3 separate regions of the Homo sapiens genome follow, and regions 1 and 3 are each linked to region 2. Evidence: chromatin loops called from intact Hi-C (ENCODE). Cell type or tissue: heart left ventricle. All regions are shown on one strand.

Region 1 (4,000 bases), 100 kb after region 2:
TCCACCTCCTGGGTTCACGCCATTCTCCTGCCTCAGCCTCTCCGAGTAGCTGGGACTACAGGCGCCCACCACCACGCCCGGCTAATTTTTTATATATATATGTTTTTAGTAGAGACGGGGTTTCACCGTGGTCTCGATCTCCTGATCTCGTGATCCGCCCACCTCGGCCTCTCAAAGTGCTGGGATTACAAGCGTGAGCCACCGCCTAAGTGTACTTTGCCAAGACCAATTGTTGGCTAAGTCTAACTTCTACAAAGCCAAATACAAACTGAGGTTTACAGCCTAGTAACGATTTTCCTTTGTGTCTGGGTGACTGTGGTCTCCTGCTCCGGGAATGTGAGTTCCTGTCAAGTTTATTTATACAACACAGTTGGCTGCAAGGTATATGTCTGTAAAGTAACTATTTTTACTGCAGCTTCACTTTGAACTTCTGAGATCATAGATAGACAGACCCCTTTACCCAAACAGTACATAATTACTCCTAACTATTGAGATAATTTGTCAAAATAATTTTGACCTTATTATCAGAGGAATAAACTGCTGTTACCTTAAAACATAAAAATGCCACAAACCAAGTCACCAAAAGTAACTGCAAAAACGTTCCCGTCCTTCAACCTTCCATTAATTAATACTGAAAAAAGTCAAGCATAGCAATCACAAAGGTGTATTTCCTCTTTAGATTTCAAGATGCATCAAGTTAATAAATTTTACAAATTTCTGGTAAACTTTAAAAATTTGCTTAAAATTAGAATTTTTTATTTGTACCACGACACGGGCTACCGGCTAGCTGATTTCCTAATCAAAAACATTTTTGGCCAGGCACAGTGGCTCATACCTGTAATCTCAGTGCTTTGGGAGGTCAAGGTGGGAGGATCGCTTAAGGGCAGGAGTTCAAGACCAGCCTAGGCAACAGCAACATAGAGAGACCCAGTCCTAGCTACTGGGGACGCTGAGTCAGGAGGACTGTTTGGGCCCGGAAGTTTGAGGCTGCAGTAACCTAAGAAGGTGCCAATGCACTCCAGCTTGGAGCAAGACCATGTCTCTTGAATAAAAAAAAAAAAAAAAAAAATCAAGGCCAGGCTCGGTGGCCTCTAATCCGAACACTTTGGGAGGCCGAGGCAGGAGGATCGCTTGAACCTAGAAATTTGAGACCAGGCTTGGCACTATAGTGATACCCTGTCCAGGTGTGGTGGCTCACGCCTGTAATCCCAGTACTTTGGAAGGCTGAGGCAGGGAGATAACCTGAGGTCAGGAGTTTAAGACAAGCCTGGCCAGAATGGTGAAACCCCATCTCCACTAAAAATACAAAAATTAGCCAGGCGTGGTAGCGGGTGCCTCTAATCCCAGCTATTCAGGAGGCTGAGGCAGGAGAATCGCTTGAACCTGGGAGAAGGAGGTTGCAATGAGCTGAGATCGTGTCACTGCACTACAGCCTAGGCGACAAGAGCGAGACTTCGTCTCAAAAAGAAAAAAAAAAATTAGCCGGACATGGTGGCATGTGCCTATATAGTCCCAGTTACTCGGAAGGCTGAGGTGGGAGGACTGCTTGAGCCTGGGAAGTAGAAAGTGCAGTGAGCCAAAACCACACCAATGCACTCCAGCCTGGGAAATACAGAGTGAGACCCTGTCTCAAAAAACAACAAAACAAAAAATATTCCACCCAATTTATTTTACTGTGCTTCAAAAACATAAGGAAAATGAAACAGACAAGCCAAACAGATCAGAGATGATCCCTTAAAAAGAATTTGTCAATATGCTTCCCAAAGGGATTTGCTTGGCAGAATTCTGGACCACATTCCTAAAATAACACTTACTGACATTCTGCTACCTGTAATATTTCACCCTGCTTATCACAGCTTCTTCAATCACAGGCGTCAGGGTTCTTCAATATTAAGTCCTAAGTACGTTGTTGCTTGTGCATAAATTATACACAATAGCATAAGCATGCATCTCTGCCAAGATTTGTCGCAGCAGGAACTCCTCACAATACCGAAATTATGCCCTAACACTAGTTTATAGTGTCACACAAACAGCTTACTTTGATCTCGCCTATTTTATAGAAATAAATTTGATAAAGATGATTCCTGAGGATTTCTGAATGTCACTTCACAATGGAAAATTTGGGCACAGCATATGATATTATGTATTACTAGCCTGGGCAACTTAAACAGATCATTTCTATTTTTTGAGTCTCATTTTCCTTATCAGTAAAGGATGGTAAAGCCCTTGGTAACGTTGCAACACGGAGAAGATATTGTATATGCGAAAGTCTGACCCAGCTTAAGGTACAATAAATGTTAGTTGTCCATTTTCTTCCTTTAAAATTGCTCATTAATTAGGCTACAGGACATAAAAGGAATACGTCTGTATTCTTCAGAATCCTGAGAACAAGCCCATACCTGAATTATTTCTTTTGGAAAATACTACCCAGCTTCAAACCTCACGCCCAACTATGTTTCTAGTAGGACTGCCAAACAAGGCCCCCGGTACCCCAAGGCCACAGGAGGGAGTGGTTTTTCAGAGTTGGGAAGCTGTGCCATAAAGGCCTGAGAGCTGCCAATAGCCGCAATTCAAGTCTCAAGGAGAATGAAGCCAAAACGAAGAATAAGCAACAAGAAATCCAAACAGATCTTTGATTTCTTACACCTGGTACTACTCCTGCCCTTCTATAAACTTAGTTAGAAGTCAGTTTTCCTTTTTGTCTAAATTTATTTTAGTTGAATTCCTGTCACTTCCAACTAAGAATGCCACCTTCTTCATGTGTAAAGCCCTATTTTTAAGTTCACATCCCAGTTGGTCCCTAATCAGTTTCCCCTCGAATACACCAGTGGTTCTCAACTGTCCTTTTACCTTCCCCACATTATACGGGGCAAAAAAGTGATTCTCAGGCTGCAGTGAGTCGTAAGCATGCTGCTGCTGAAGGAAGCAAGCACAGTCATGAGATTCTTGAATTTCCAATTCACTTTAAGTTCATTTCAACCACCAAATAATACATATAAAAAACCAGAAAGACTTCAGAAAAACAGTCTCAAAGAAATTACAGAAACATATTTTTAAAGAAGACCAGAAAGAAAACATTATAAAGCAACAGGAGACCTTAAAGGAAAGTGAAAAACAGACTAAAAACAAATCATGGTCATAACTTTCAGAAATCATACTTCTAATGAAAAGATAAATAGTTATTTTTAAAGAGTAAAGATAATAAACAAAGGAGATTTACATAAGTTAAACTGGCATTCCTGAAGAGATCAGAATATTAAAATGTCATAAATCTATAAAGCTTTCTATAATAATAAATATACAGATTGAAAACATATCCCACAACTCAGAAAAAACTGGTACAGAATAAACAATAAAACATCTGTCAAATGAGGCACTGAACTTTAAAGTTAAATAATATCAAGGATATTCAGGAAGGGAAAAAACAAGTCCAGTATAGGTGGGTGGGTGGAACCAACCAGGTTAGCCTCAGATTTCTCCACAATACTCATTGTAGGTAAGTAACAGTGACGTGAAGAAATACGGAATCCTGAAGAAGAATGTGATAAAAAGAATGAGAAATGCAGCCAGGCATGGTGGCTCATGCCTGTAATCTCAGCACTTTGGGAGGCCCAGGCAAGTAGATGCTTGAACCCAGGAGTTCAAGACCAGCCTGGACAACACAGGGAGACACCACCTCTACAAAAAATACAAAAATTAGCTGGACATGGCGGCAAGCGCCTGTGGTGCCAGCCACTCAGGAGGCTAAGGTGGGCAGATCACTTGAGCCCAGGAGGTCGAGGCTGCAGTGAGCTGTAAGCATGCTGCTGCACTCCAGCCTAGGCACCTGTGTCGAAAAAAAAAAAAGAGAGAGAGAGAAGCCCAAACAGGAAGTCCAAATAAGATGGTAATACACATTTACATGTATTGTAAACTTTAAGGACTTAAGAAATGGTACTTTTTGAATTAAATGCTGCGAAATCAATCAAAATAAAGAATTCAGTAACAGAAAAACGCAGGT
Region 2 (4,000 bases):
AACCTGTAGCACACCACAGCAATGTCTGACAAAGTCACTCTAACCTCAGCCATGAAATCAGAGCATTCCAGCAGAAAAAAACCTCTTTTCAGATAGCTTTCAGAAGCTTTTACCATTTTTACAACTAATATTCAATCTGCCTTCCTAACATCCTAACACCAGGCAGCCTAATACACAGTATGATCTCAGGAAGTAATAACTCACATTTGCAGAGCACTTTACAAAGCACCTTTACAGCATTTGCTGAGAACCTGAAAATTCCACTCTCCTCCTTTTCACTGTCAAATGACATTGCACCAAGGGACTCAAATATGTTTCACGAAAGCAGATCTTTTATTAAAGCTGGCAGACATTTCACTGTCACCAATTCTAGGATCTCCAGAGTGCCATTTGCCATTTGGATAGATTATAAATAGTAACTGACATGATTTACGCAACCAAGGAACACGTAATCTTATTTAGAAATTAAGATTCTCGGTTCCTATATTCTCTTTGAAAATAGCAAGACAGACAGACTTTCACCCGAAGGGAATTTTTTAATTATTATTTTTAACTTTAGAGTACAGAAAGGACACAGAGATACAAAAACGATAAACCTAACTTTTTTTTTTTTTTTTTTTGAGATGGACTTTCACTCATATTGCCCAGGCTGGAGCAACAAGGCTCAATCCAGGCTCACCACAACCTCCACCTCCCAGGTTCAAGCGATTCTCCTGCCTCAGCCTCCTGAGTAGCTGGGATTACAGGTGCCCGCCACCACGCCTGGCTAATTTTTTTGTATTTTTAGTAGAGACTGGGTTTCACCATGTTGGTGACTTTTAAAGTATAACATCAAGCATATATTTAAACGTCCCACAAACTGCTGTATAGTTTTCATATCACTCTTGAGTGGATGTGGGAAAAAAAAATTATTGAAAAGAAAAATGACAGAAGGTAAACAATGATTTAGTTACAAATGACTTTTTTCTTTATATCATTCTGTATCCTCCAAATATCATACACCGAACATGTATTATACTTTTGTAAGGAGAAAAAGATTAACTGTCTTTTTTTAGTATACATTAATTATCTCTTTAAAAAGATTAGCCAGGCACGGTAGGTCACGCCTGTAATCCCAGCACTTTGGGAGGCTGAGGCGGGCGGATCACCTGAGGCTAGGAGTTTGAGACTAACCTGGCCAACATGGCAAAACCCCGTCTCTACTAAAAATACAAAAATTAGCTGGGCGTGGTGGCAGTCGTCTGTAATCCCAGCTACTCAGGAGGCTGAGGCAGGAGAATCGCTTGAATCGGGAGGCGGAGGTTGCAGTGAGCCAAGACTGTGCCATTGCACTCCAGCCAGGGTGACACAGTGAGGCTGTCTTCTAAAAAAAAAAAAAAAAAATTAAGAGTATTTTCTTCAGTGTGCCCTCCGTGGTAGAAAAAAAAAGAAAAGATTTTCCTGATGCTTACTATAAAAACTTCCTTTTCATCAAATCAGTGCTAGCATTCCAAAACCGGCGAGATCCCCACATTACAAAAAGAGCAACGGCTGCTTCACACTGAACCGCACCCGTCGCTAGCACCCTTTCATTATCTCAAGCATGTAATTCCTTCCAAGGACAGCAGGGGGCACTCTGTGACCCTTTAAAAGCCAACCCTTGACTCCACTCCCGGTGTCTTCCACTCCAGCTCTTAAGAAAGCCATGACAGATAATAACTCGATACTCATATCTAACAATACAAAATTAAGCATCTGGTAATGTTGACAGTTATGAAGCCTACTCGGTCAACAAACAACAAACAGTTTAATTAAAGAATCCATTACACAGATTACAATTATCTCAACTACTCCAACCCCAAGACATTTTTACAAAAGCAATTTAATTTACATAAGCAAGTCTGACAAGGTCAACAGGAGAAAGCTCAGGAAGTCTGGAAAACATATAAAGACATAAATCATACTCAATCTAATTAAAATCAGTCTGATTTCACTATCACCAAAACTCCTCACCAAAACAAACAAACAAACAAATGAAAGAAACAGTTAACTGAATGTCCTCAATAATCAAATCAGCTTTGCTAATAGCCTAATGCTGTATGCACCTATAGACTGTGGACCTGCTTTTGTTTTTTATTTATAGGATTTAGATATTAAAATGCACTCAAACCCACATCAATAACAGACAGGAGTAAGCCGTCCACTGATTTCATGTGGGGCACAGTGAGCCCTCCTGGGAAAACACCAGCCCATGACGAAAACAGCAAGCAGCTCTAGGCAGCAAAGTCTCTCTAGGGAAAACACAGCAATAGGTGGAGTGCCTCCTGATGACTGAAACCATCCCTTCACTCACCCAGGAGAAAAGCCATTACTTTATGCACCCAAGGGAATACAAAGATCACTAAATGCTGTAAAAAGCCACTCCATCAGCAAGCTGATTACCAAGAGCCACAGCTCCAATAGAAAGACGCTCCCGGACATCTCGTCTGACATTATTTAGTGAACGTTTTGTTTTCTGTTGTTCTAAAATGCCAACTTGGGAGAGCAACAGAGAAAATGTAATATAAAAACACAGCATGCTATCTCCTTGACAACCTAAAATGCAGTAACTTAAATGAAGTGAGATCTCTGGAACACTGGCTATGACACTTATTTGGACAATATTTTCACATATTCATTTAGGCACTCATTGTTTCCAACAAAGAGACTATGACTAAGGATTTCATTCAACTTGATATATCAGAAAATAGAGTAAAATGTCAAGGGAAACAGAAAGGGAAGGAAAGCTGAAAGTTTGGACATTGGATTATATTATTTCATATTTAATTTTTCAGTTTATACGATTATGTAATTTCAGGTAACAGACCAGTGAAAGAAAAGAGAATAGCAAAAGCTTTAGCAAAATTTAGCTACAAGATAACACAAAGCAAGGGAGGTAACATCTGTCCCCAGCATCGCCTTTAAAGGAACACCTTGCCAAGTTATTTACATTAGCAGAAGAAGCTGTTTTCCCAGAGCTCGGCATAATTAAAGCTCAGCCACCACCATCTGAGGTGCTTGAATATATCTGCTGTGACTTGCCTCTCCCTGAGGAGCTGTAGCTGAAACCGATTTGCTAGTTTCATCAGTTCAGTCAGGAACACATCATCCTCTCTGAACTCCAGCTCATCTGTATAGATCCAGCGAAGCATTGTCATCGTCACCTCAGGATTAGCATCTGGTTAAAGAAAGAGAGAACAACTGAAAAAGCATAGAATGACATGCTTAGACTTTCTCAAGGGATCCCTAAAATTTGAGGCTAATAAAGTAAATGACAGTATACCCAACTTAAAGGAATATTACACAGTCATTAAAAATGGGGACTCGGCCGGGTGCAGTGGCTCACGCCTGTAATCCCAGCACTTTGGGAGGCTGAGGCGGGCAGATCACGAAGTCAGGAGTTCGAGACCAGCCTGACCAACATGCTGAAACCCCATGTCTACTAAAAATACAAAAAAAATTAGCCGGGCCTGGTGGCGTGCACCTGTAATCCCAGCTACTCGGGCTGAGGCAGGAGAATCGCTTGAACCCGGGAGACGGAGGTTGCAGTGAGCAGAGATTGAGCCACTGCACTCCAGCCTGGGTGACAGAGGGAGACTCCGTCTCAAAAAAAAGGTGACTCAGCAGTCTGGGCAACATCTGACTAAACTTTCGCAGTGGGCAGTGAGTGAGGAAATAAACCTACTAAAGATATGTCGAATAAATTGGGGAAAATATTTGAAACATATGACAAAGAATTAACATTATTTTTTTTTTCTTTTTGAGACAGGGTCTCACTACGTCACCCAGGCTGGAATGCAGTGGCACAATCATGCCTCACTGAAGCCTCGAACTCCCTGGGCTCAAGTGGTCCTTACACCTCAGCCTCCCGAGTAGCTGGGACCGCAGGTGCATGCTAGCATACCAGGTTAATTTTTGTATTTTTTGCAGAGACGGTTTCACCATGTTGCCCAGGCTGGTCTCGAAATCCTGGGCTCAAAGA
Region 3 (4,000 bases), 88 kb after region 2:
TTATCAGCTCCCACACCCCAGTATTTGGGCTCCCAGTGGATGACACGGGGAAGAACAGCATCTGGGTTCTGCGTGTGGTTGCAGCCACTCTTGTGTCCCACATGATGCTGGCCTTTATGATGTGGAGCCCTTGGGTTGCTGTGTCTTCTGGGAATCTCCTATTCATCGCTTGCCTGTGCATTTTGGCCAACAGTGGCATCTGTAGTTCCTGAACATCAACTGGGAACTGCATATGGCTTCACGCACTCCATTCAGAATCTTGGGGTGGCCATCATTTCCATCACTGCTGGGATGGATGATACTGGACACTGGGGGATATTTGTTTTTAGAAGTTTTCTTCATTGCCTGTGATTCTATGTGACTTTTATCTGTGGTCTTACTCTATTTTGTGAATCATGCCCAGGGTGAGAACCTAAATTATTCCACAAGACAAAGGGAAGAAATAAAATTTTCCCATACTTAATAAGTTTAAATGACTGTGTCATGAGAATGGGCTTTTGCACATCACTGGTTTGAAAATCTCCATTTTTAAAAATTTAGAGTTTAGTCATGAGAAAAAAAATAATGGAATGGCAAGTTGTATTTATATCCAAATACACCTATTTCAAAGTGTATTTGTGAGAACTATTTTAGCCTGTGTCTTCTGTATTGTGTGTTGCTGAAGAATTCTACAAAAGGCCAACCAACAATGAAAGGTTTAGAAAACTGCTCTGGAACATCCAGGTGAACTTCAGAAAAGAACAGTGAAAACAGAAAAACACAGGAGCTTCTTTTGAGATTGTCTTCATTAAGTATGTGTCTAAGGGATACAGCCTTTTCTTTATCTTACAGCAGAAAAAAAAAAAATTGTGACAGACATTCCCTTTCCTGGTAGGGGCATAATGCTAGAAGACATGTGAAGATATTTGTATGAAGTCTCTTTCTACTCACAACCAGTAGCTTGGGCTCTACTATGTGGTTATGTGGACTGCTGAGCAGTGACCCTTCTGAGTTGATTTTTCTGTTACTGAGTCCCCTAATCTCTTAGGGACACAAATTATAGTACAAACAGTCTGTACAGTTTTTCATATAGTCTAATTAGTAACTACAAAGTGTCCTTCGAATTATAATTGACATTTACAAAAATAAATAATAAAACTGCAAAAGGGGAAAAAATAATTTTTTTTTTGCTATTATAAGCAATAGAACATGGAACATTTGAAACATTTCCTAAGCATAGGGTTTTTACCCTAGAAATGAAACTGCTAAGACCAAATTTAAGTAATTGTTCAAAGTCACTCAACTAAGAAGAGTGGTAGAGTTAGAGAGCTAACCAAAGGCAGTCCCCAAAGTCCATGTTCTTGAACACTACGTGATAAACCGCATGGCATTACCACTGATCATTCCATTTCCAAGCAATGTAGGCACTAGGTTCATTCCCTCCAGAACTTCATTACAGAAGAGATGGCTTCTGCCTCTATGTCTCACACAGGACTGGAAAATAATTTATAACTGGAATAGAATTTTGCAACTGTAAAAGAATGTAATTCAGAGTTTTGGTTAACTGATTCTTCATTTTCTATATCTACCCAAGGCAATACTACAAAACACATAATCTTAAGATTCTCCAGATTTTTCATATCATTGCCAGTGCTTAAAAACAAAATAAATAAATAAGACATACTCCTTGAACAGACCAGCCACTGGTGATGAAAGGAAAAGAGAGATAAAAGTTATACAGTCATCATTCATTAATAATTTATAAAATGTTATAATGATACAGTGATATCCAGGTTTCTTAGACTTTCTGGTTTTGTTTGTTTGTTTAAGACAGGGTCTAGCTCTGTTGCCCAAGCTAGAGTGCAGTAGCGTAATCTTGGCTCACTGCAGCCTCCACCTCCTGGGCTCAGCCTCCTGACTGCAGGCATGCATCACCATGCTTGACTTATTTTTGTATTTTTTTTTGTAGAGACAGGGTTTTGCCATGTAGCCGAAGCTGGTCTCCAACGTCTGAGCTCAAGCGATCCACCCTTGGCCTCCCAAAGTGTAGGGATTATAGACGTGAGCCACTGTATCCACCCTAAACTTCCGTACTACAAACCTATTGCCACTTCTACCTGAAATTTTAATTTCTGTGGATATGAGTGGTTATCCATACTGTTTGATAATCAGTCTGAAAACAGTTGGTATACCACACCAGTTTCAGAATGTACATTTCATAGAAAGGCCTTAGGGACTACTGCACTGGAAAGACTCATTAATAAAAATAAAAATGTAATGCTATATAAATATGAGTATGACTGAATTAAGACTTGTGGCAACTATAGGAGTCTCAAAGTAATCCTTGAACGGTACCGGTTATCAATCACATAGACTGAAAAGAGAGTGGAGCGCCCTCTAGTGACTACATGAGGGCTAATGATGGCACAGAGAGATAATCACAGCAGCTTTTACAGAATTTTGGTACAGTATTTCTATTATCTAATTATAAAGTGGTGAATTAATCACTTAGGTCTGGGTACCATCTGAGCCTATACTAATTTATTTTCAATCCTATAACACCCCTCCCCCCAGCACAAGCCTCTACTTCCCTTCACAGGCAGTTATTTAAACGTAAGGTGTATATATTCACTTCCAATAGTGCTCTTCAAACAATTCCAAGATGGCCTCTACTCTCTCCATTCCACTGAAATAATTACAAGAACCTCACTACTTTCTGCTAAGAAGTTTTTTAAGAACTTTTTTTTTTTTTTTTTTAGATAGAGTTCTGCTCTTGTTGCCCAGGCTGGAGTGGGTGACACGATCCCGGCTCACTGCAACCTCTGCCTCCTGGATTCAAGCGATTCTCCTGCCTCAGCCTCCCGAGTAGCTGGGATTACAGGCATATGCCACCTCACCTGGCTAAATTTTTTGTATTTTTAGTAGAGACAGGGTTTCTCCATGTTGGTCAGGCTGGTCTCCAACTCTCGACCTCAGGTGATCCTGCCCACCTCGGCCTCGTGAGCCACTACGCCCGGCCGACAACAAATATTTTTTAAGCATTCTATGAAGTACATGGTTCTTGGTAGCATTCTAAAAGGCTTACTTCTAACAAACCTTTCTTCATTCCCCTGTACCTTCCTTTGCCTTTCTCAGGTCCTGCCCTAGGAATATGCTCTCTCTTTCCTGAGCAAAGGCTAGTGATCTCAGGAAGGCACAGTCCAGAAGTGACCACCAGTATTCTCAGCAGCATATACACACTCCAGCAGAGCTGCCAGAAATATTGCTGTGATTCACATCTCAATTCAACAGCCAACACTTTTAAAAATGTACACCAAAGACCAGAGACGGTTTTGTTTTCTTTTTTGAGACGGAGTCTCGCTCTGTCACCAGGCTGGAGTGCAGTAGCGTAATTTTGGCTCACTGCAACCTCCACCTCCCGGATTCAAGCGATTCTCCTGCCTCAGCCTCCTGAGCAGCTGGGACTACAGGCGCCCGCCACCATGCCCAGCTAATTTTTGTATTTTTAGTAGAGACAGGGTTTCACCATGTTGGCCAGGCTGGTCTTGAACTCCTGACCACAGGTGATCCACACGCCTCAGCCTCCCAAAGTGCTGGGATTACAGGCGTGAGCCAACGCACCAAGCCAGCAGATGCATCTTACAAAACAATACATACTAGTAAATTTAAGTTAGTCTGCAAACACTCAGAGCAGAAAAGAAGACTGTGGTCTTTGCATCTAGAAATGTACGACATGAAATATTTTTAAACTCTATTTCTCTTCTTCTACTGCTCTTTCACACCACTACATTGTTGTCTATCCTTAAGCCATTGGTTTAACAATTAATAGTCAGTTAATAGATTATCATAGAGCATAACAATAACTTTCAATAAACTAGGAGAAAGTGACCATTAGTTTAGTTTGGGATAAGAACACCTAGATTCTAACCAGTATTCGGTGGGGACTCAAGTAGAGAACCATGAAAAGAGACGATCTTGAAAGTTCTCCTTAGCCTTCTTAAAACACTGATGTGTGTAATAC

The links. Peaks named below come from ENCODE experiments on the same cell type or tissue, not always from the same donor. Only the 100,000 strongest peaks of a DNase experiment are listed, where the experiment ranks them.
Region 1: it touches region 2 in a loop (3-fold over the local background); 70 of 110 quality-filtered maps call a loop at or near these places.
Region 3: a loop joins it to region 2, with 6 times the contacts of the local background. A loop is called at or near these places in 72 of 110 quality-filtered maps.

The regions. Positions count from the first base shown.
Region 1 is chr17:4,315,890-4,319,889 of GRCh38, forward strand. The region is part of intron 1 of UBE2G1 (ubiquitin conjugating enzyme E2 G1); the gene reads right to left. Among named protein-coding and RNA genes, the nearest start is that of UBE2G1, 49 kb to the right of the region's middle. RefSeq lists an enhancer at 1,301-2,068. In heart left ventricle, no CTCF peak of the experiment used is centred here; no DNase peak of the experiment used is centred here; H3K27ac peaks cover 1,590 bases.
Region 2 is chr17:4,213,923-4,217,922 of GRCh38, forward strand. It overlaps ANKFY1 (ankyrin repeat and FYVE domain containing 1), which reads right to left. Exons shown (of 25, transcript NM_001330063.2): 4 at 3,061-3,196. Among named protein-coding and RNA genes, the nearest start is that of ANKFY1, 48 kb to the right of the region's middle. In heart left ventricle, a CTCF peak has its summit at 1,598 (motif pointing right); no DNase peak of the experiment used is centred here; H3K4me3 peaks cover 349 bases; H3K27ac peaks cover 2,088 bases.
Region 3 is chr17:4,302,236-4,306,235 of GRCh38, forward strand. All of the region lies in intron 2 of UBE2G1 (ubiquitin conjugating enzyme E2 G1), which reads right to left. It also overlaps the pseudogene MFSD1P1. Among named protein-coding and RNA genes, the nearest start is that of ANKFY1, 40 kb to the left of the region's middle. In heart left ventricle, a CTCF peak has its summit at 2,401 (motif pointing left); no DNase peak of the experiment used is centred here.